2 separate regions of the Homo sapiens genome follow, and region 2 is linked to region 1. Evidence: read pairs that join two places in POLR2A ChIA-PET (ENCODE). Cell type or tissue: HepG2. All regions are shown on one strand. Each heading gives the region's core, and the rest is flanking DNA. Links, peaks and the distances in the headings are about the cores only.

Region 1 (10,549 bases), core at 995-8,994:
CCTTGGCCAGCACCGGGCCCAGGACTGTCCCCCACGCCGTCACCTTGGCCAGCCCCGGGCCCAGGACTGTCCCCCACACCATCACCTTGGGGTGGCTCCTCACTCAGGCTGCCGGCCACGATCTCACGGATGCGGGTGGGCACGGGGGTGGGCGAGGCCTGCCGGCCTTCCCCACGCACGGTCAGCGCCCGGTCTTCCCTGCTGGCTGTGGGACTCAGGATGGTGTCCTCCAGTCTCTGAAAGACACCCCCAGAGATACCTGGAGATGGCAGCCCCCAACAGCTGCCAGGCACCCTCTACGATCCCACTGAATGGGAGCCGCCACAGGGCCACCCCAAGGCAGCAGAGTGCCCTGGAGAGGACAGGGTGAGGCTGGGCAGGTCACTCAGGCGCATGCCTTGGTTCTGCACCTGCGGAGTGGGGCTGCGCCTGTCCCCAGGTTCTGGAGAGGAGGACCACACCCAGCCGAGGTCAGCAGGAGCAGGTACTGCGCTTGGGGCTCTGCCCTGTCTTGGTGGGGGCTGGGCTGAGCGCTGGCTAAGCGGTTGCCAGTTCCCTAGGGGATGCTGACAGGCAGGTTCCTTTGCCTCTGCTCCACAAGAAACCCAACATCCTCGCCCACCTGGAGCAGGTGGTCTCACAGCTTGTTTGCACGGTGGGGCCAGAGGAGGGACCTAGATCCCACGCAGCAGTCACAGAGCCCAGTGTGTTTGTGTGTGTTTGTTGGGGGGTGGGGGCTGAGGATGGGTCAGAGGGCTGAGGCTGAACCCATCCTTCTCTGCTCAGCTGCCCACTGCCCCTCCACAGGCTCGGTCCATCGGGACCCAGGTGGGTCCTTCATGAAAGCCGACTGCCAGGGAAGAGGCTCCAATAGGCCCAGAAGTGGGCAGGAAGGCCCAGGACCTGGGCTCACACTCAGGAGGTGTTTGCTGAATGGCTGCCCTTCTGCCCCAGGAGTGCCTGGGTGTCCTGGGTACCCCAGCCTGGTTTTGAGGGTCTTGGGCTCTAATGGCATTTTGCCGGGCAGGGGCACAGCTTGGGGAGGGCCGGGACCCCAGGGCAGGGGACTCCTGCCAGGTGAAATAGATTACCGACTGTGGGCAGGACACACAGGCCGCCTGTGCCAAACCAGCAGAAGCCCAGGCAGGATCCCGCAGGAATACGCAAGGCCACAGCTGTCCCCGGCCTGCTGCCTTAAGGATATCTGAATTTCAGGCAGTGAATTAACTACTAAAGGGTGACTGGATGCTTGCCAGGGGAAGCTGGGAGGGGATGTCCACTCCTAGGGCTCTCCAGCATGGCACGCCAGAGTCCACCCAAGTCCTCCTTGCCTGGCTCCCACGCCAGCACAGAGGACCCCTCTCCCTGGGGTCCGCAGGGCAGCTCCCCCACCTTGTGCCTCCTGGATTTTCCTCCTGACCAGGGTCCACGTGGGTGACCACCTGGCTGCCTCCTGCCTCCCATCTCTTGGCCCTCCCTGAGACCCTGCTTGCGTCCCCGGACTCTGACCTCAGGCCTGGGCTGGTGGCTGTGCCCTGCTCCCCCACCCTCCTCCCAACCCCAGCCAGGCCTCCTGCACCTGGTGCATGCTGTCTGGCTATCCCGGATGCTCCCTGGACACAGGCCTCCTCCTCCATCTGCACCCCAAAGATCGCGGCCCCCCTCGCCGGGGTTGGAGAGTCACCGCAGACCCAGGCTCAGCATGGCGCCTGGAGAGGCCCTATTCCGACTCTGCTGCCCTGCAAAGGGCAGCCACTCAGCAAACGCCTCCCCACTATCAGCTGAGGTCTGGGGCCAGCCCGCCCGTCCTCCCGACAGCCCGTGCACCAGGGTCTGTCTCTCAGTCCCCTGGGAGGTCTTGGGAGGCGCCTTCACTGCAGGTTCCCCCATTGCCTCTTCTTCTGGAGGGAGTAATGGGCCCCCCTTGGGAGCAGCAGCCCAGTGGGGGAGGGGGAGGGAAGTCCCTGCTCCTCCTCCTGGGCCCAGCTGGGACCCAGGTGCCAAGACCACCAACCAGGAGGAGAGCTGCTGGAAGGGGCTCAGCCATTCTGTTCTAAACCCCTTATTTTGCACAGCGGAGAACGGAGGCCCAGCAGGGTGGCAAGAGGCACCCCAGGCTCCTTGATCAGAGACCGTCATGCTCCGCTCAATCCCCCAGACTGGGAAGGGCTCTGCCCCGCCCTCCCTCCGCCTGCTCAGCAGCTCCCGCCCTGCGCTCCCCCGGGCATCGGCGGCGCCACCCGCTAACGGGAAGGCTGCAGCGCGGAGTAAACTTGACTCATTCCTAACATTTACAGAGGGTCACTTATTAGCGGGACGTCCCGAGAGGCGCTGGGGCGTAATGGGTTCCATCTGTGGACGGGTGCCTGCAATAGGCCGCGGCCCAGCTGGAGCCGGAGGGGGGCGCGGGGAGCGCGGGGGGAGCGCAGGGGGCGTTCAGGGGGACACGGGGGGAGCGGGGAGCGCAGGGGGCGCGGGGGCGCGGGGGCACGGGGGGAGCGCATGGGGGGGGCGGGGGACGCAGGGGTCGTGCAGGTGGGCGGGGGGCACCGGGGAAGGAGGGGGCGAGCAGGGGGGCGCAGGGGGACGCAGAGGGGGGCGCAGGGGGCGTAGAGTGGGCGCGACTTTGGAGTGTGAGGGCAGCGCCGCCCCCATGGAACCACCCGGAGGAGAGAAGGGCTGAGGGAAGGAGCAAGCAGGGGAGAGGCAGGGATGGGAGAGGAGGGGAAGGAAGGGAAGGTGGAGGTCGGCGTGTCCGGAGGCCTGTGCCGCCAGCCTAAGCGCTTAGGACCCCGCCGATGCTGCTTCCTTCCCCACGGCTCCAGGGTGGTCCTGAGGGTCGGCACCGCCCACTCCCCAGGCCCCTCCCAGGGACTCTGCGCTGCCACCTGCGCCGGCGGGTACAGGCAGGGCGTCCCCTCCGCGACCTGTGGGTCCTTCTGGGCCTGCCCGTTTCCCGCCCGGGGCCTCTGCGGGGTGGGCCCAGGCTGTGGCCCAGCGTCCGCTGGAGGCTTGTATTCTAGAAGGCCTCGCAGTGGGAGGGAACACCAGGGCTGGAGGTCACTTTCCCCTAAGGCCCCAGACTCACAGCTGAGCCCGGCCCCTATCTCTTCCTCCTGCCCCCAGCACCTTCTTCAGCTCAACCTGCATTAAAGACCCCAGGGAGGTCACAGCCCCTGAGTGGAGCTACGCTAGGGGTAGCTGGCCCACTCAACCCGATCCTGGCCCTGAGGGGGGTGGCCCAGCAGGGAGAGCCAGCGGGTCCTCACTGCTGCGCCACCCCATTTGGTTGTGTGGAGAGGGACAGCCAAACCTTGGGGGAAATGTGGGCTCCCCATATCTCTGCCTCCACAGGGTTAGAGCAGGGCTCCCCTCTAAAAGAGTTGGACTGGGGTCCTTGCTATGCCACCAATAAACAGAGACCGTGGGTGTTACCCCCCACCTCATGTCCCCATCTGTGAAATGGGAGCGTTGGCCATCCAGGCCCTCCTGGATCCCAGGGCCAGGGGCTGAGGCTCTGTGAGGGTGCAGTGGATGGACCACGTGTGGCCTCAGCTGCCTGCCCCCAACTGGCCACCAGCCCCTGGGAAATGCAAGCTGCTGGAATCTTGCCTGGAGGCAAATGACCTCCCACACTCTGATGGAATCAGAACCCTCGTGTGGATCCAGGGTCCCACCTGCACTTTGGCACTTGCTGGGGACCGGGGGTTTCAGGGCTGCTACCAGGGCCTCTCCTCTTACACCCCTTCCCCATTCCAGGGCCTTGGCCAAGACCCTGGAATGGGGGGCCGGGAGGTCACCTTATCATCATGCTGCAGATGGGGAAACTGAGGCCAGGGACACGACCCCAGCTCTCCACTGGGGTGGGGTGGAGCCACAGCGCACCTGCCAGCCCATACTGCCTGCAAAAGGCTTCCGCCTGCAGGGAGGGCGCAGGGACTGTAGGTCTGCACCGAAAAACCCGAGTCTTGGCTTTATCTGGAGGCCACGCTCTTGCGCTGATTCCCATCCCTGCGCCTGGGGCATCACCTTGGAGATGCTGTCAGGGGTCAGAAGACTTGGAGGGAAATCCCCCACACCCTCGTCAAAGCCATCTGAAGCAGGGACGGTCAGGGGCCTGCTGAAGCTCAGACCCAAGGGTCACTGGCCCCACCAGCCCTCAGCAGCCCCACCACCCCGTCGTCCCGTCCTGCTTGGACAGCTGCCTGAGCTGGGGGCGGGAGGGGGAGCACGTCCATCGGGACCCCCGCCCACCCACCAGCAGGCTCCTCGGTCAGCCTGGGTCACCCTCATTGAGGGGTGGACCCCCGAGTGAAGGGTGGGGTGGAGGGCGAACCTCCTGAGTGAGGGGTGGGATGGAGGCAGCTCCCAGCCAGAGGGTGGAGGGTCCCTTCCCTGAGCTCCAACAGTGCCCCCGTGTGGCCGCGAGGAGCGCTGCAGGGGGCTGCCAGGTCCTGCTCTTGTAGAACGGAGGCTGGGGCTGGGGGTTTGGACGGCATCTCGGACCAGTGCTCAGTGGAAAATGAAAGATGTGTGTCCACGAGAGTGAAGGCGCGCGCCAGCATCGGCCCGCAGGGTTCTCCACGCTCTCCACTTGCAAACGTTTTCACATCCATTGTCCTGGCCTGCATTGGAGGCTTCTGGCCTCCGCCTTAATGGGTGAGGAGGGTGAGGCTTGGCACCTCTGAGACTTGCTCAAGAGCACCTGCTCAGCAGCAGCGTTAGGACTGGGACCCCAGCCTTGGGCCCCCACTCGCGCACAAGGGTGGTCACTGATGAGCCTTCCCAGCGGCGGTGTCTGGACTTGGCTCCACTGCAGTTCTCCTCCCCTGTGTGCCCCCTTCCCAGCCTGAGCAAAGGGCAGGGAACCAAGCAGCTTCCGGGCCGGGCGGCAGCCCCTTTCCTCCTGTGTCTGAGCCCAGCCATGCTGCGGCTGCTGCCTTTCTCTCCCGGGCCCTCCATGGCCCTCCCAGCATCCCTGGGCGGGGAAGTCTGGCCTTGCCAGGAGCAGGCACAGCTTGAAGAACACATCTGAGGACAGGGCCTCCGGCCAAGTCCAGCCACCGGACGTCTGCTTGCCGTCCTTCCGCAGCCCGGCCCGCCGCAGAGAGGGCCTTGGGCTGGGTGGCCTCCTGCCAGGCTCCATTTCCTTAGGAAAAAGAGCTTCTCTGTGCCTGGGATAACACCTGGCCTCCAAAATGCTGTATTTCAGCAATTGCTCAGTTTAAGTCTCTGTGTTTGTGGAGCACACTCTGGGCCTGGGCATCACCCAGGAGCGGGAACATGCCTCTGTGGGTGTCAGTTTGCTCCTCAGGTGTTGATAAATCTAGGCCACCCCTGCAGGCAGGACCCCGGCCGGCTAGGCACTGAGGCAGGGATTGTGGATGGGGAGAGACAACTTCTCACTCCCTTCTATGCCACCAACACAATGCTTGGCACACAGACAGGCTCGGACACAGCGCACTGCTCCTGCTCAGAAGACTGAGAGCTCAGCTGGAACTGCCTCAGGTCCGAATCACCAATGGCAAAATGACTCAGAACAAGGAACTCGAGGAGGGCAAGGACCCTGTCTTTCCTGTTTATCCCTGTGTCCCTGGCGCCCACGCAGGCTTCCTGGGGGAGGTGGGATAAGAAAGAGCCCACCAGCTAGAGAGCCCGGGCACTGTGTCCATGTGGAGGGAGCTGTGGAAGCAAAGGTGGAGGGGGTGCATCTCCAGGGGTCTGTGCAGGGTCTGGGGGAGGGGCAGTGGGGATGGGGGTGAGTGAGGCAGAGCAGGAACCTGGCTCCAGACCGTGAGGGCCTCAAATGTTCTGTGGAGGATTGTGGGACACGATCCTTGGACCCCGGGGCTAGTGGGGGTTCCTGAGCGGGAGGATGGGCCCGTGTTGTTAGCACAGTGGCCCTGGCTGTGCCTGACAGGGCCTGGATGTGGCCTGGGAGATTGGGAGATGGGCTGAGCATCTGCCTCTGGCTTGCTTGTGACAGTGCGGAGCTCAGCGACGGGCACCGTGGCCTGGCTGCTTGGAAACCATCCACCGCTCCTGTCCCGTGGTGGGGACCCTAGACTTGGTCCCTTGGGATCTCCTGAGTGATAAGCGTGTCTTCTGTTGGCCTATGAGACGACTGATGGCCAGGGCCCCTGGATAGCCGCAAAGTAGGGGCTGGTTACCAGAAAGACCACGGCACGATTAGAACGTTGGTGCTTTCAGCCCCACACCCTGACATCTGGGGAGGGGAGAGGAGCTGTCTCTGGAGCTGATCACCAACGGCCAGTGATTTAATGAATTTTGCCTACTTAATGAAGGTTCCATAAAAACCCTAAACCACAGGGCTGGGCAGGCTGGGTTGCTGAATACAAGGCAGTGCTGTGGGTGGTTGGTGTGCCCAGGGGCCTGGAGGCTCCGTACCTGCCCCCTGTACCTTGACCTGGGCACCTCTCCTTCCGGCTAGTCCTGAGTTGTGTCCTTTATAATAAACCAGTAATCAAATGGGAAAGTCACTTCCAGAGTTCTGTGAGCTGTTCCAGCAAATTATCAAGTTGAGCAGGGAGTTGGAAGAACCCCTAATTCATAGCCAGTCAGACAGAATACGGGAGGCCCAGGACTTGTGATTGGCATCTGAGGTGGGGCAGCTTTATGGGACTGAGTCCTTAAACTGTGGGTCTGTGCCCGCTCTGGATGGTTAGGGTCCGAACTGGATTGAATTGTAGGACAGCTAGCTGGTGTCCAGGGAGGTGGAGAATTGGCTGGTGTCAGGAAAAACCCACACATTTGGTGTTAAAAGTGGTATGAGTAACAACAGTACAGACAGATAAACCTTGCCTGGAGGGAAGTGCGTACGTCAGAGAGGAAAAGAAGCGGGAGGGTAAGACGGTGCGGTTACTACGGAAGACAGCATGACAGGTCTCCACAAAATTAAATGTAGACTCTCCGCGCGACCCAGCCATCCACTTCTGGGCATCTGCCCGAAAGAATTGAAAGCAGAGGCTCGAAGAAATATTTGTACTCCGAGGTTCACAGCAGCATTTTCACAGCGGCCGGCAGGCAGAAGCTACCCAGGCGTCCATTCAGAGATGAATGAATAAACAGAGTGTGGTCCCTCTATGAGTAGAACATTACTCAGCCTTAAAAAGCAAGGAAATGCTGGCGCCTGCTACAACATGGGTGGACCTCGAGGGTGTCATGCTCAGTGAAATAAGCCCGCCACGAAGGGACAAATACCATCTGATCCACTTAGACAAGGCTGCTAGAGTCACCAAGTTCATAGAGACAGAGAGTAGGATGGTGGGGGCTGGGAGAGGGGGGAATGGGGCGTGAATGTTGAATGGGGGCAGAGTCTCAGTTTGGGAAGATGAAAGTTCTGGGGCCGGGCGTGGCGGCTTACACCTGTAATTCCAGCACTTTGGGAGGTTGAGGCGCGCACATCGCTTGAGGTCAGGAGTTCGAGACCCTCCTGGCTACCGTGGCGAAACCTCGTCTCCACTGAAAATACAAAAAATAACTGGGCATGGTGGCGTGTGCCTGTAGTCCCAGTTACTGGGGAGGCTAAAGCACGAGAATTGCTTGAAGATGGGAGGGCGGAGGCTGCTGTGAGCCGAGATCGCACCACTGCACTCCAGCCTGGGCGACAGAGACCAACTCTGTCTAAAAAAAAAAAAAAAAAAAGTTGTGGACGTGGATGGTGGTGATGGTTGCTCAACGCTACGAATGTGCTTAGTGCCACAGAATTGTTCCTAAAAATGGTTAAAATGGTCAGTTTTATGTTATGTATATTTTCCCACAATTTAAAGAAAAATGAAAAATTTTTTTAAAAATTTATTTTATTTTTTTTGAGACAGGGTCTCGCTCTGTCTCCCAGGCTGGAGTACAGTGGTGCGATCTTGGCTCACTGTTACCTCCACCTCCTGGGTTCAAGCGATTCTCCTGCCTCAGCCTCCTGAGTAGCTGGGATTACAGGCGCCTGCCATCATGCCTGGCTAATTTTTGTATTTTCAGTAGAGACGGGGTTTCACCATGTTGGCCAGGCTGGTCTCAAACTCCTGACCTCAAGCGATCCGCCCGCCTTAGCCTCCCAAAGTGCTGGGATTACAGGTGTGAGTCACTGCACCCGGCCAGAAAAAAAGAAATTTTTAAAAAGGCTGAACAATCAATGAGTCAAGCACATATTTCCAGAAGTGAGATGAAGAACAAACCCAGAGAAACTGAAAGCGAAGGAAGAATGCATATGCAGGTTAAAGGAAGAATGCATATGTAGGTTAATGAAACACAAGATAAGAATACTATGAGCCGGTACGCGGCTAGTATCAGAAACGAGAAAGGGGATGCCACTTCGGGGCAACCACTTCCTCCCCACTGTGCCCAGGACTGGGGTTCCAGACCCAAGGCTGTCTGGAGTCCTGGGAAACCCCTGTCTCGAGCCCCTCAGCAAAGAGGGACAGCTGGTTACCCCACGGATCCTGCAGACATCCAAAAGACAGGAAGAAGATATTGTGAACAACTTTTGCCAATTTCAACAACTTGAAAATTTGGATGTAATGGACAATTTCCTAGAAAAATAGCACAAATCAAAATTCAAGCCAAGGAACGGGAGTCTGAGGAGCCCCCAGCTCTGAGGGGACTGGGCTTTCTGTGCTGGGTTCCTCGTCCGGGACTCTGCGCCATGCTTCTCCATCAGCTGCGGGTCTGGGTGCTGGAGATTCCGAGGAAGGGCACACCCCCACCCCTCAAGGCAGTCACAGATACCCCCCACTTCACGGGCAATTTCAGGGGGCTTTGCACTCCCCAAGTCCGACTTGCTCACCCCAGGGACAGAGGTTGAGAGTTTCCAAGCCTGCCCCTTTACATCCAATTCCAGCTCCAGGGTGGGGGCATTCTGGGGTGCTGTGCAGAGGTTGCTGGGGGGCTTCCAAAGGAGGGGAGAGCAGCTGTGGCCGGAGGAAGAGGGATGTCAGAGAGGCTTCTCCGGGCCTGGGAGCATGTTCGCCATCCGTCCAGAGCCACCACCCCTGGTCACAGGGGGCCTCCTGCATCCTCAAGCCACGGCCTTCCTCAGGCCCTATGGTCTCCCAGGCTATAGCTGGAGGGTGGAGTGTCCCTACGGTTCTGCTGCCCATCTGGACAGCTGATCTGGGCGTCTGGCACCCGCCTGCTCCCTGCTCACTCTGGGGTAATGGCATCAAGATCTCAATCACTACAGCAAAAATAACAGGTGTCAGCAGGGCGGGCAGAGCAGACTTCACTGGGGCCTGCGTAGCCTCCAGATGAGTTTCCTGGGGACAGTGGGAATTTGGGGGCAGACAAAGCTAAGCATCTCTCAGCCACATTTGCACAGTGCTCATGCCCCTGCCTGATGTCAGCATCGGCCTGGGATTCCCCCTCAGACCAGCCGCTAACCACAGCAGCTCCCTCCAACCCTTACGCCTCGGCTTTCCTGACATCCGAGGGGATGAGAATCCTCACAGGGCTGCAAGTGTCCTGCAAACGTAGTGTGCTGGCTCTCCAGCCTCCATTCACCAGCCCTGCTCTCAGAACTCATGGAGCCAACACCCAGGCAGAGCTGGCCGAGCTCCAGGTGGAGGAGGTAGAGGTCACCTGAGGTGGAGGAGGTAGAGCTCACCCCAGGTGGAGGAGGTAGAGCTCACCCCAGGTGGAGGAGGTAGAGGTCACCCGAGGTGGAGGAGGTAGAGCTCACCCGAGGTGGAGGAGGTAGAGCTCACGCCAGGTGGAGGAGGTAGAGCTCACCCCAGGTGGAGGAGGTAGAGCTCACCCCAGGTGGAGGAGGTAGAGGTCACCCGAGGTGGAGGAGGTAGAGCTCACCCCAGGTGGAGGAGGTAGAGCTCACGCCAGGTGGAGGAGGTAGAGCTCACCCCAGGTGGAGGAGGTAGAGGTCACCTGAGGTGGAGGAGGTAGAGCTCACCCCAGGTGGAGGAGGTAGAGCTCACCCCAGGTGGAGGAGGTAGAGGTCACCCGAGGTGGAGGAGGTAGAGGTCACCCCAGGTGGAGGAGGTAGAGCTCACCCCAGGTGGAGGAGGTAGAGCTCACCCCAGGTGGAGGAGGTAGAGGTCACCCGAGGTGGAGGAGGTAGAGCTCACCCCAGGTGGAGGAGGTAGAGCTCACGCCAGGTGGAGGAGGTAGAGCTCACCCCAGGTGGAGGAGGTAGAGGTCACCTGAGGTGGAGGAGGTAGAGCTCACCCCAGGTGGAGGAGGTAGAGCTCACCCCAGGTGGAGGAGGTAGAGGTCACCCGAGGTGGAGGAGGTAGAGGTCACCCCAGGTGGAGGAGGTAGAGCTCACCCCAGGTGGAGGAGGTAGAGCTCACCCCAGGTGGAGGAGGTAGAGGTCACCCGAGGTGGAGGAGGTAGAGCTCACCCCAGGTGGAGGAGGTAGAGCTCACGCCAGGTGGAGGAGGTAGAGCTCACCCCAGGTGGAGGAGGTAGAGGTCACCTGAGGTGGAGGAGGTAGAGCTCACCCCAGGTGGAGGAGGTAGAGCTCACCCCAGGTGGAGGAGGTAGAGGTCACCCGAGGTGGAGGAGGTAGAGGTCACCCGAGGTG
Region 2 (10,549 bases), core at 1,705-9,704, 54 kb before region 1:
GGCTGTGACTGGGCGCCAGTCCAAGGGTGGCATGGGGGGCCTTTCTGAGCGGGCATGAGGCTGTGGGTGATGCTGAGTGAGTGCCAGGCCTCCCGCCTGCTCAGAGACCTGGCCAGCTACTTGGGCACTGCTGCTGCGTTCCGTGCGTGTCCTGACACCACGGGCTGGTCCTGCACGGCTGTTCTATTGAATTCCCAGGGTAGCCTTGGAAACGGGGAGGGATTTGCTCTCAAACAAGAATCTTACTGTTTGCATAGCACAGCCTACCATTTAATTAGAAAAATATGTTTTTAATTAACTTTCTCTTGACAAACACATCGGCTTATGTGAAACAGGGGAAAAACCAACCCATGAAAGCAAAAGAAGTTGTGTCAAAGGCAGAGCTGGCTCTAGACTGTGCCGGGAGCTTGGCAGAGCCAGGAGAGGCACCAGGCCTGCCCTACTGGACCCTAGCACCCCCCTGCTCAGCAAGGGGCATGGGGCAGCAGGGAGCATGGCTATGTTCCCAGCCCCCTGGCTGGCTAGAAAATTTCAACCCTGAGCTCTCTGCCTGGGTTTGCTGTGTGTCAAAAGCGGGGGCCTCTGGTGACTTAGGTGTGTCTGAATCCAGAAACCTATCACAATGACTCATAGATTACAAAAAGTTGGGAAAAACTTTCCTCAGAGCTGGAGACCAGGGACTTGGAGGACTCCCGAGGGCAGATGAGACCAACTTGGCCTAAAAATGGGTGAAATAATAATTGCCAGAATTGTAAGAAAACGTTGACACCATAATGATAGATTTTAGCACATTTCACTAAAAAAGTTGAGCAAATTCTAGACCAAGCAGAAAAATGCATACAGACAAAGGTCTGGTCAATGTCAGAGACGTCCTCTGCACTCATTGTGGAGACCCAAAGTTGGACCCCCATGTCCCCATACCCTGACTCAGAAGGGCGAGGGCTGGAGGGAGCTGCAGGGGTGTTGGGGAGGCAACTCTGTACTACCAGGACCTCAGGGAAGAGGGTTGCTGTGGCTGGGGGACCCGGGGAGCCCTCCATCCCTGTGAGGCAAGCAGCTGGGGAGGTGGAGGACCGCACCGTGACCGTGCACCGGAGAGCGCCGCTCCCACCCCGCCCACTTCAGGAACAGAACAGCTCCGGGAGGGCCAGAACTCCACTGCTGGCTCCCCATATTCCCCATGGCTCCCTGTGGCTGCAGGATCTTGGAACCCTTCTCTCTGCCTTTCTTTTGAGCCTGAAATATTTGGATGGGGACACATAAAGTCCCTGATGGGTTCCTCTCCACTCCCAACTTCAAACGAGGCCAGAACTCCTTTCTTTAAAGACACGCAAAGGAAAAAAATCACAAAACTAGTATCCACTGGGGTTTGAGAAAATAAAGTCGATCTGAGGAATCAGATCTGAGAGTCTCTAATTAAACAGAGAAGTGAGCTACTGACACACACCAGAAGATGGTAACTAGTGTTCTCAAGGTGAGGACAGGGCAGGGGTCTTGAGGTGGACAATCCAAAATGAAAACTCAGGCCGAACGAGGCCACCGTGGGGACAGGAGCAGCAGACGAGATGCGGCAGATCCTGAGATTAGCTGAGTAGGAGTAAGACCTGAAATTCTCCTGGGACCTTGGGGAAAACCGAGATGACAAGGAGAAATTCAAGATTGAAGCCAGGAGGACAGGTCCAGGGGATCAGTATTGGGATGCTGAGAATTCCAGGACAAAAGAACAGAGAAGAGGGAGAAGGAGAAGAGATGTTTTTTTTACAGTGGAAGGAACCTCTGTAAACAGAAGGTAGATTTGATTCTGCAAGTAGGGAGGGTTTGCCGGGGTAGGTAAAAATAATGAAAGGGGCCGACACGCCCACATTTTGGTGACATTTTTGAATTTCAAAAACAAGGAGGCCTCTGGCTGCCACTCTGGAAAGAGCACTGACAAGAAAAACACAAAGAACCCAGGGAATCCGCACATTTCTTGAACCCATCTGAACTCAAGGTCAGAGGCAAACAAGGAGCCTGGAATCGAATGAAAGCCAGGCCCCTCCAGGAGAGATGCCATGAGCGGCCCCACCCATCAAACCAGCGGCATGGAGTTCACCAAAGCTGGTAACATGTTGCTCGGACCCACGTGGCAGGCAGAGCCCTCAGAGGGCCCTGTGAGCTCTGGCCCTGACGTTATCCTGTGATTACGTTGGATTCATGGCCAGGGGACTTTGTGGATGTGAAGAGTTGACTCTGAGTTAAGCAAAGGGTGACCACCCAGGTGGGTCTCACCCACTCACGCACACCCTCGGGTGTCGGCAGAAGGGAGCCATGAGGTGTGAGGCACGTGGAGATGGGGGGCGTGGGGTGCAGGTGCTGCTGCCACACTGTGGCACAGCCAAGGAAGCCCCTGGCTAGGAGTGGGGAGCCCTTGGCCGACCGCACAGAAATGAGGCTCAGCCCGACAACGCAAAGAGCTGGACTCGCCACGCTGGGATGAGCCCGGATGCCCCCAGAAGCACCTGGATGAACCCAGAGGAGGACTCTTCCCCGTGGCCTCGGGTGGCCCAGCCTACCCCATGACTGTGAGACCCAGAGGGGAGACGCCAGTCACACCATGCCAGGCTTCTCACCTATGGGACTGGGGGCTCAAAAGTGGGGTTAAGTCATCAGTAATTTGTTGCAAAAAGTAGTGCACCAGGTGTGGGCTGCTGTGGGTAGAGAGCCCTGGGGTCCACAGACACCAAGAGAAGTTCAACCTACAGGCAGGAGAGCCCAGAGCCCCCCTGGGGAGCAGGTTTGGAAGAGGGGATTGTCCAGAGCAGGAAATTCTAAGGAGCAAAAGTCTTAGCTCCTAGGGCGCAGGTGGAAGCAGTGCAGCTGGGAAGGGAAGGGACAAGACCCTCGGCCCCTGGAGGGGGCAGGGCGCTGTCCTGGCCCAGCCATAAGATGCCCTGGATGCAAATGCTAAGGGAAAAGAGGATGAATAAATCATCCCTGCCATGCAAGACAGGACAGGCAGGAAAGACACACGGAAAGGAGAAAGTGTCCTATGAACAACCTAAGGAAAAACAGAGCATGGGTTACCACAAAACTTCTACATGGGACAAATTCCCCCAGAAGAGGCAGAGACTCTAAGGTGAGATTGAAACCAGAGCCAGGCTGATGAAATGAAGGCTGAAACCACAAACACCAAAAAAGCAGAGGCCAAGAGGAAGACAAACAGCAGTCACAGGACATGCAGGCCACTCAGGAAAAGTTAACCGAGAAACTTCAAATTCGAAGAGTCAAGAAATCTAGAAGTCAAATACCCTTGGAAATAAAAGGAGACATTGACAAAAAGAATTGTAGTGGGAAAATTCAACACATCATCCTTAGTTTTGATAAATTCAGGAACTGGATCAAATGTGGCCTATTTGAATAATGCATTTGTAAAGGTTGATTTAAAAGGTGTATTTCAGAACTGGGCACGGTGGCTCACACCTGTAATCCCAGCACTTTGGGAAGCTGAGGCAGGCAGATCATTTAAGGTCAGGAGTTCAAGACCAGTCTGGCCAACATGGTGTGAAACCTGTCTCTACTAAAAATACAAAAAAATTAGGTGTATTGGCGGGTGCCTGTAATCCCGACTACTTGGGAAGCTGAGGCAGGAGAATCACTTGAACCTGGGAGGCGGAGGTTGCTGTGAGCCAAGATGGTGCCACTGCACTCCAGCCTGGGTGACAGAATGAGACTCCATCTCAAAAAATAAAATAAAATAGAAGGTCTCTTTCAAAATGTGTAACCTGTGAGCAGAGCACGTTATTTCTGCATGCATGTGGGAGACATACATGTGACTATACACATAAAATGAAACTTGGCCCAACTCAGCCCGCTCCAGGTCCCCTGACTTCTCAGGTGCCCCCATCTCCTGGGCATCTCACAAGTCCTGACCCCATCCCTGGCCAGGCCGCCTGGGTCTTTCCACAGACGTCTCTAGTCTTACTGCCCCAGCAGCTGTCACCAGAAGGGTCTTTCCAAAACAGAAATTTCCAAACTGCTGGCTAATGAGGACCTTGCTCTCTCTGCAGCCTGGCCTCTGCTCTCTGCCCCCTCCCCTCTCCCCTGCAGAAGCCACCTCCTCAGAGGCTCAGGGCCTACTGGGAACTCAGAGCCTGCCTGCTAGTCTGAGTGCTGACAGCCCTCTGGTGGCCTCTGAGGGCCACCAGGCTCCGGGGCTGAGCCCCGCGTGGAACAGCACAGGCCTGGCCGGCTGCCCTTGGGGCCTTTCTGCCAACCTGCAAGGCCGTCCCTCCTGATGGCTCACCCAGGCCTCCCTCATTGGAGGGACACTTGGAGAGGAGTGGCTCCCCGGTCTCTGTGCCCTGTCTCCTCTGCACTGTGCTGGCCCCCTCTTTCCAGAATGGGTTGAGGGACGCCTGGGGGCAGTTGCCCTGGGGAGCCTCAGCCAGGCACGCTGTTCTCTGGCCCCTGGGGCCTGCAAGGGAGCTCTCTGGAGCGGAACAGTTGTCCCCTGGCCCAGTCCTGACAAGAGGATCTCAGGACACCCCGGGGGCTGCTTGGACCTGTGGGGCTGGGCTGGCTGGGCCTGGGGCTCCCCACCAGCACTGAGGACCAAGGCCTGGGCCAGGCCTCCATCCACCACTGCCTGGCCGTTCCATTTCCAGGCCCAGGCTCCTCACCTGAAAACCTCAGACCCAGCGGGCACCTCCCCAGCACAAAGCCTGGCATGTAGGGACACTGACTTCAGCCCTTCCTGAGAGGCCCCTTCTGTGTCTGAGCCACATGGAATGAAAAGTGGTCTTGGAGCAGGACAGTGTGACCCTATAAAGAGCCCCAAGGCTGGGCCAGGGCCGCCCCATGCCTGCCGCTGTGGCCTCAGCAAGAAGAAAGGGCCTAGACTTGGGGCTCTGCCCCCCACTCGCTGTGCCCCCAGGGCCAAGTCCTCAGTTTCCCCAACCTGTAAAACAAGGGCTAGAACCACCGTAAGGACAGCTCTGCTAAGGACGACCCCAGTCCCGATGACCCCAAAGCCGCCTGCCACAGCCCAGCCTGCACCTCTGCCCCAGGGCCCCACCGGGCTGGCTCCAGCCCCGAACACCCACAGAAGCCCTTGCAGACCCCTCTCTCCCACCTCCCGGCCCTGTGGCCTCCCTGCAGGGTGTGAGGGTGACCGAGAGGCCTTGTTCTTGTGCCCCACCTGGGACCCACCCTGCCGCCTGCCCCACCTGCAGCCGCCGCTTCTCCTGGCCTGCCGCACGCACGCTCGCCAGGTGCTCCAACTCCAGCCTGCGGAGCGCCTCCTTCTGCAGGGCACGTGCTGCCCGGGCGCTGCTCAGCGCGCCCTCCACCCGGCGCTGGCCTGTGGGGCAAGCAGGGTGGCTTGAGGGGCCCCCATGCCCCTCCCAGGTCACAGGCAGGCAATGCAGGGCTCTGTGGACTTGAGTGACTGGCTCCCACGTGGAGGTGGGGGTCCATCCTTGCAGCTCAAGGGTCCTGGGGCTGCCCCAGGGTCCCGGCTTCCCACCCATCCTTCCCTCCTGCCTCTTTCCTTTAATTGAGGGGCAATAAGCAGAGAAACTCGTGAGTGTGAGGCAGTGGGGGGCAGAAGGAAGGGGCCTCTCTGAGGGGGTGACGAGGGGCAGGGCCTGCCCGGGGAGAGCCGTGTGGCTGTCTGGGGGAGAGGGTGCCAGGCAGAGGGCACAGCCAGGGCAAAGGCCCCCAGTGGGAACTGCAGGAGGCCAGGGTGGGGCAGGGGGGCAGAGGATGCTGGGGGCCGGATCGGGAGGGCCCTGATGGGCCTGTGGACGTCACTCCTCTGTGCTGGGGAAGTCGCTGCTGAGAACTCCGATGCCAAGCGCTGACCCAGCCTCGCCAGGCCTGGTGGTTTGGGTGTTGCCCCCAGGCTCCCTTCCCACCGAGCTGCCCCAGGGACTGAAAGCTTATAGCCGGCAGCAGTGGGGACATGGTGGTGCCACTCTCACAGCCACTCCCAGGGTGGGCGGGGCAGGGCAAGGGAGGTCACCTTCTTCCGCCTCAGCCAGGGCTTTCTGCAGCTGCCCCACGCGGCTCTGGGCCCGGGCACACCTGCACTCTGCCTCGCTCAGCCGGCTGCTCAGGGTCGCCATCTGGATGCGGGAGTCATCCTGGGCAGAAGGACTGAGGTCAGCGGGGGCAGTCCAATGGGCGGGTGGAGGGCCAAGGTGTCTGCTAGAGGGTCGGGGCCAGCTGGGGCCGCTCACGGTCTGGCCTGCAGGTGTGCAGGGCAGGGCAGTGGGTGGTGTGGGCCGTGGGCTCGGGGAAGGTGCGGGGAAGGTGATCACACTGGGAAGCTGCGCTGACCTGCAGGCCTGGGGAGGTGGAGGCGCCCAGTGAGACTCGGCCTAAAGGGTCCAGGTTTCAAGCACAGGTGTGGTGTGGGAGAGCTGGCAGGTGGCGGCCCACAGCCTGTGGTCAGGGGGACCGGTAGGGGCTGCCCCTGGCGGGACTTGGGGCTGAGTGCAGACGGGACCCTGCCCCCTGGGGCTGGCAGCGGTGGGAGGGTGGGCCCGAAGGGAAGGAGTGTGCACAGAGGACCCTGGCCAGGGCTCAGGGCCTGCCTCTGTCTTTCCCACAGTCCTGCCCACTGGAGTCATCCAGCGAGGTGGGAGGGGGCCGCTCACGGGTGGTTCTGTGGGAGCCCTGAAGCCAGGAGCAGCCACTGGGGAGCTTGGCCCCACCGGAGGGGTCTTTGGGAGCATTGAGGGGAGCTTGCTGGCTCTGTCCTGCAGTTGCCCAGCCCCGGCAGCTCTTCAGGGGTGGCATGAGTTGCAGAATGCCCTACCCTGGGCCCTGGTGGGTGTCACAGCAGGGCCTGGCTCCAGGGGCTTTTCAGCCTGGTATAAGGAAGGGGGCGGCCTCCAGCCACCCAAGGCACTTGGGCTTGGGGGCCATGGTGGTGCTGGTGTTTATCACAACAAACAGGACGGCCTGGACACTGACCCTCAGACCCAGGGACGCGCGGATGGATGGACAGCAGGTGTTCTTCCCAGAGACCCCCGGGGGGTGCCGCCGTGGGCGGGAGGACCCCAGCCCCCATTACCCGCTCCCGCTGGGCTTCCCGGAGCTTCTGCACAAAGTCCCGCAGGATGTCCTGCACGGTGGCCACATCCATGAGCTCTGAGCTGCGGCCTCCGGGTGTGGGCGAGGGCCATCGGAGGGGCGAGTGGGGCCTGGCTGGGGGGCTGGTACCCTGTTGCCCAGGGAGAGCCTGGGAGCTGTCGGAGCCTGCGGGAGGTGACAGCGGAGGGGTCGTGGACAGGAACACAGTGACAGATACACGCCCTTCCCCTTTCCTCTCTGCTGCCCCAGCCATGGGAGGTTGGGGAGACGGCCACAGGTTCCTACAATTGCCTGTCCGAGTCCCTCACTGTGTGAGTTGTGAGGCCTGAAAGAGAGGTGCCAGGCCAGGGACTGAGCTGGGAGAGGGGCCCGCCTGCCTCCACTGAGGACTCTGACCTTTGGTGGGGGAACCAGGCTGCTCCGGGGAGGCCCACGGGCTCTGTCTCTGGAGCCCCAGGCCACGGCGGAGCGTGGAGCACAGCCGGCCCAGCTGGGCCTCCGCATCCTGCCTTGCACCCTCAGCCTGGGCCAGCTCCTGCTCCAGGCTGTGGATTCGGTGACAGGCCTGGTCCAGGCGAGCCTGGAGAGCATCAGCCACACCACTGGCTTCCTGCAGCTTCCTGGTGACACTGTGCAGCTCTGCTCGGAGGGTCTGCTCAGCCCCCCGGCTCTCACGGAGGTGCTCCTGGAGCCGCTGTCCATGGGCCTCCCCTGCGGCCTCCACCTCTGCCAACTTCCTCTGCAATCCCAGGACCTGTAGGAGGGATGTTGGGGTGCGCCCGTGGGAGACAGTGAGGAAGTGGGGTGGGCCTCCTCCCTCTGCTCCCCGACGCCCAGCTCCTTCCCTTCTGACCACAGGCAGCCCTCCCACCTCCTTCCGGGCACCCTCGTGCTTGGCCTCTGCCTTGGCTGCCTGCCTCCGCAGCTCCAGCACCTCCTGCGAGCACTGCGCCTGCAGCTCATGGGCCTCTCCACTCCTCCTCTGGTTCTCGGCCTTCAGTGTCCTCACCTGGGAGCGTGGGGCCGCACGGACAGGGTCACTGGTCTCTGTGCTGGAACCCAGGCAGCCTCCCTGCCTCCTGCCTCCGCTCACACGTCCCTTGAGGGCAGCTGGCCACACTTAGGGAGGCTTGGGCTAAGGTGCCCCAAAGGACCTTGCCCTGGGAGTTGTCACCCTCAGCCACTCTGTAGACACCTACCTGGGACCTCCTCGGAACCTCCTTGGAGGACCTGGGACAAGGAGGAGGCTCAGGTGGGGCGGGGTGGGCACTGATTAGGGAGTGTGGGCAGTGGCTGGGGTGCATTGGACCCAACTGCCCCGAGGCCGCCATTACAGGAGGGAGCCAGGCCTTGGGGGGACCCGGCTTGCCAGCACCCTGCCCTGCAGAGGCCAGGCCTCCCCTCTAGCCTGCCTGAGTTCCCGAGCGCCACCGGAAGGTGTTGCATGTAGGATACTTCCGTGTGCTGCTGTGCATGCCGGAAGGTGTTGCATGTAGGATACTTCCGTGTGCTGCTGGGCATGGTTCCCTTCCTCCTCGCTAAAGCATTCCTGGTTTTGCCCTCTCCAGTCTTGTCATCTGTGCCCCATGGGGACAGACCCAACCAGGGACCCTGTGAGCCTGAGCAGGGCGTGGCCCAAAGTCTGGGGACAGAGTGGTTCAAAGGCGGCAGCAAGGCCAGGGCTGGGGGCTCCCCTGGGAGGAGCCGGGACCCACCAGGCGGGAGGGTGCCTGGTTGGATGTTGACCCCTCCCTGCCGCCCTACCTGTCTGTGGAGTTCCCGGAGCTCCTGACGGGCGTCCCCCCCTGCCTGCTCCAGCTCCCACAGGTGGGCCCGCAGTGCACTGGCCTCCTGCTGCAACGCCGCCTGGGCCTCCTCCAGGATGAGCAGCTTCTGCTCCTTCTCCTCCTTGGACCGCTTAAAACTGACGAGGGTGCCACAGGCTGGGGCCCCCGCACCTCCTGGTGGGGCCAGCACAGCTGCCCAGCAGGTCTCTGCCTCCCCTAGTGAGGCACTGGCCCCAGTCTTGACTCTGCACAGTGTCCTCAAACTCAGCCTCTGCAGGGTTCCCTGTCACCTTACAGACATATGTCCACCCAGGTCCCGGTGCCGGCCGCATGGCCCCTGTCCACTATCCACCTCTTCAGCCCCTCCTCACCTCATCCCTCCCTGTCTCCCCCTCTCTGTCACACTCCCGGACGCTCAACATCCAGCCTAGCCTGGTACCTCTGCCACCTGCTGTGAGGGCTGTGCCATCCTGCCCAGCTGCCCCACAGGGGCCTTTCTAGAGCCCCAGCCAGGCCGTTGGCCTCCCTCTGCTCCCCAGCTCTGCACCACCTCCTGGAGGCCACCTGTGACCTATCTTGCCTGCTGGATGGGAACTCCCTGTGGGCAGGGACAGGTGTGTCCATGTCCTCAGCCATCCCTCGCACTGGCCAGCATTGCAGACCTCTTGGACTGGGCAGCGGGAGGCCTGCTTGGCATGTCTACCCCACCATCAGTGGGGCCCAAGTCAACAGGACGCCCCTGCCTAGCCCCCTTGCCCCATCCTCCCTACGGCCTGGGTGGGCAGCAGGCTGCAGGGCACCCCCAGCTGCTCCTGGGTGGCCGCCATACCTGGCCTTCTCCTGTTCGGCCCTGCAGATGGTGGCCCGCAGCTCGCTGTTGAAAAGCAACAGTACGTCCTTCTCGCGGGCCTCGTCACTCAGCGCCCGGCGGGCCTCCTGGGCCTCCCTGTGCAGCCCCTCCCGGCTCTCCTCGACGCCCTGCAGCTCCTGGCGCAGTGCGGCCAGTCCCTCCTGGGCCACGGTCAGCTGTGCCCGCAGCCTCTCAGCCTGGGGAGGACCATTCAGCTCTAGAGGCCCGCTGGGGACCACTGCTCCAGGGATAGCCACAGGGGCCTGTGGCCTCTGACATGGTGTGGCAGGCACAGGTGCCCTGCCCAACTTGGTCCCCATGCGCTTTGCTCACCCCATGGAGCCACCAATCCCTAGTGCTGCGGAGGCTGCAGGGCGGCTTCCACGGGCTGAGGCAGGGCCAGCCTAAGAGCCCAGAAGACCCCACCTTGAGCCCCTGGGCCCGGCCCCACGCTGCGGCCTCTCTGGACCCCCAGGACGCTGACCACTGGTAAGCAAGGCCTACCTGGGATGCGGCTCAGCACACGTGTCTGCACTGTCACTGCCTGGGGCCCTTCCCACCTCCTGCCCCCGGCGTCTAGTCCTCTCCTTAGGTGACAGTGTGGTGCCCAGGCCGCTGCCTGTCCTAGTGTGGGCAGCAGCCTCAGCAGGCAGGCTGGGCCTGACCCTGGCACAGTGACCCTGGCCCAGTGACCCCGGCACAGTGACTCTGCCACAGTGGGGGCTCACCCACTCCCTTGGCCTTCCTTCCCCCGTTGGCATGGGAGGCAGTGGGAGGAGGATCTCTGGCAATGGGGGGGCAGTGGGAGGAGGGTCTTGGTTTCCCGCTCCGGACA

The links. ChIA-PET counts read pairs that join two places held together with the same protein. Peaks named below come from ENCODE experiments on the same cell type or tissue, not always from the same donor. Only the 100,000 strongest peaks of a DNase experiment are listed, where the experiment ranks them.
Region 2: POLR2A ChIA-PET joins it to region 1 with 10 read pairs; 3 of 35 experiments call an interaction of 5 or more read pairs at or near these places.

The regions. Positions count from the first base shown.
Region 1 is chr2:240,908,413-240,918,961 of GRCh38, reverse strand. It overlaps CROCC2 (ciliary rootlet coiled-coil, rootletin family member 2), which reads right to left. Exons shown (of 32, transcript NM_001351305.2): 2 at 86-236. Among named protein-coding and RNA genes, the nearest start is that of CROCC2, 7.4 kb to the right of the region's middle. In HepG2, for the core only: a CTCF peak has its summit at 4,414 (motif pointing left); a DNase peak (open chromatin) is centred at 4,435; H3K4me3 peaks cover 693 bases; H3K27me3 peaks cover 5,723 bases.
Region 2 is chr2:240,962,918-240,973,466 of GRCh38, reverse strand. It overlaps CROCC2 (ciliary rootlet coiled-coil, rootletin family member 2), which reads right to left. Exons shown (of 32, transcript NM_001351305.2): 21 at 9,694-9,911; 22 at 8,842-9,001; 23 at 7,949-8,086; 24 at 7,474-7,831; 25 at 7,058-7,242; 26 at 6,002-6,122; 27 at 5,205-5,338. It overlaps UICLM (up-regulated in colorectal cancer liver metastasis), which reads left to right and starts at 6,016. Exons shown (of 9, transcript NR_033841.1): 1 at 6,016-6,140; 2 at 9,291-9,478; 3 at 9,721-10,203. RefSeq lists an enhancer at 9,997-10,549. In HepG2, for the core only: a CTCF peak has its summit at 4,161 (motif pointing left); DNase peaks (open chromatin) are centred at 4,116 and 5,993; H3K4me3 peaks cover 1,557 bases; H3K27me3 peaks cover 1,316 bases.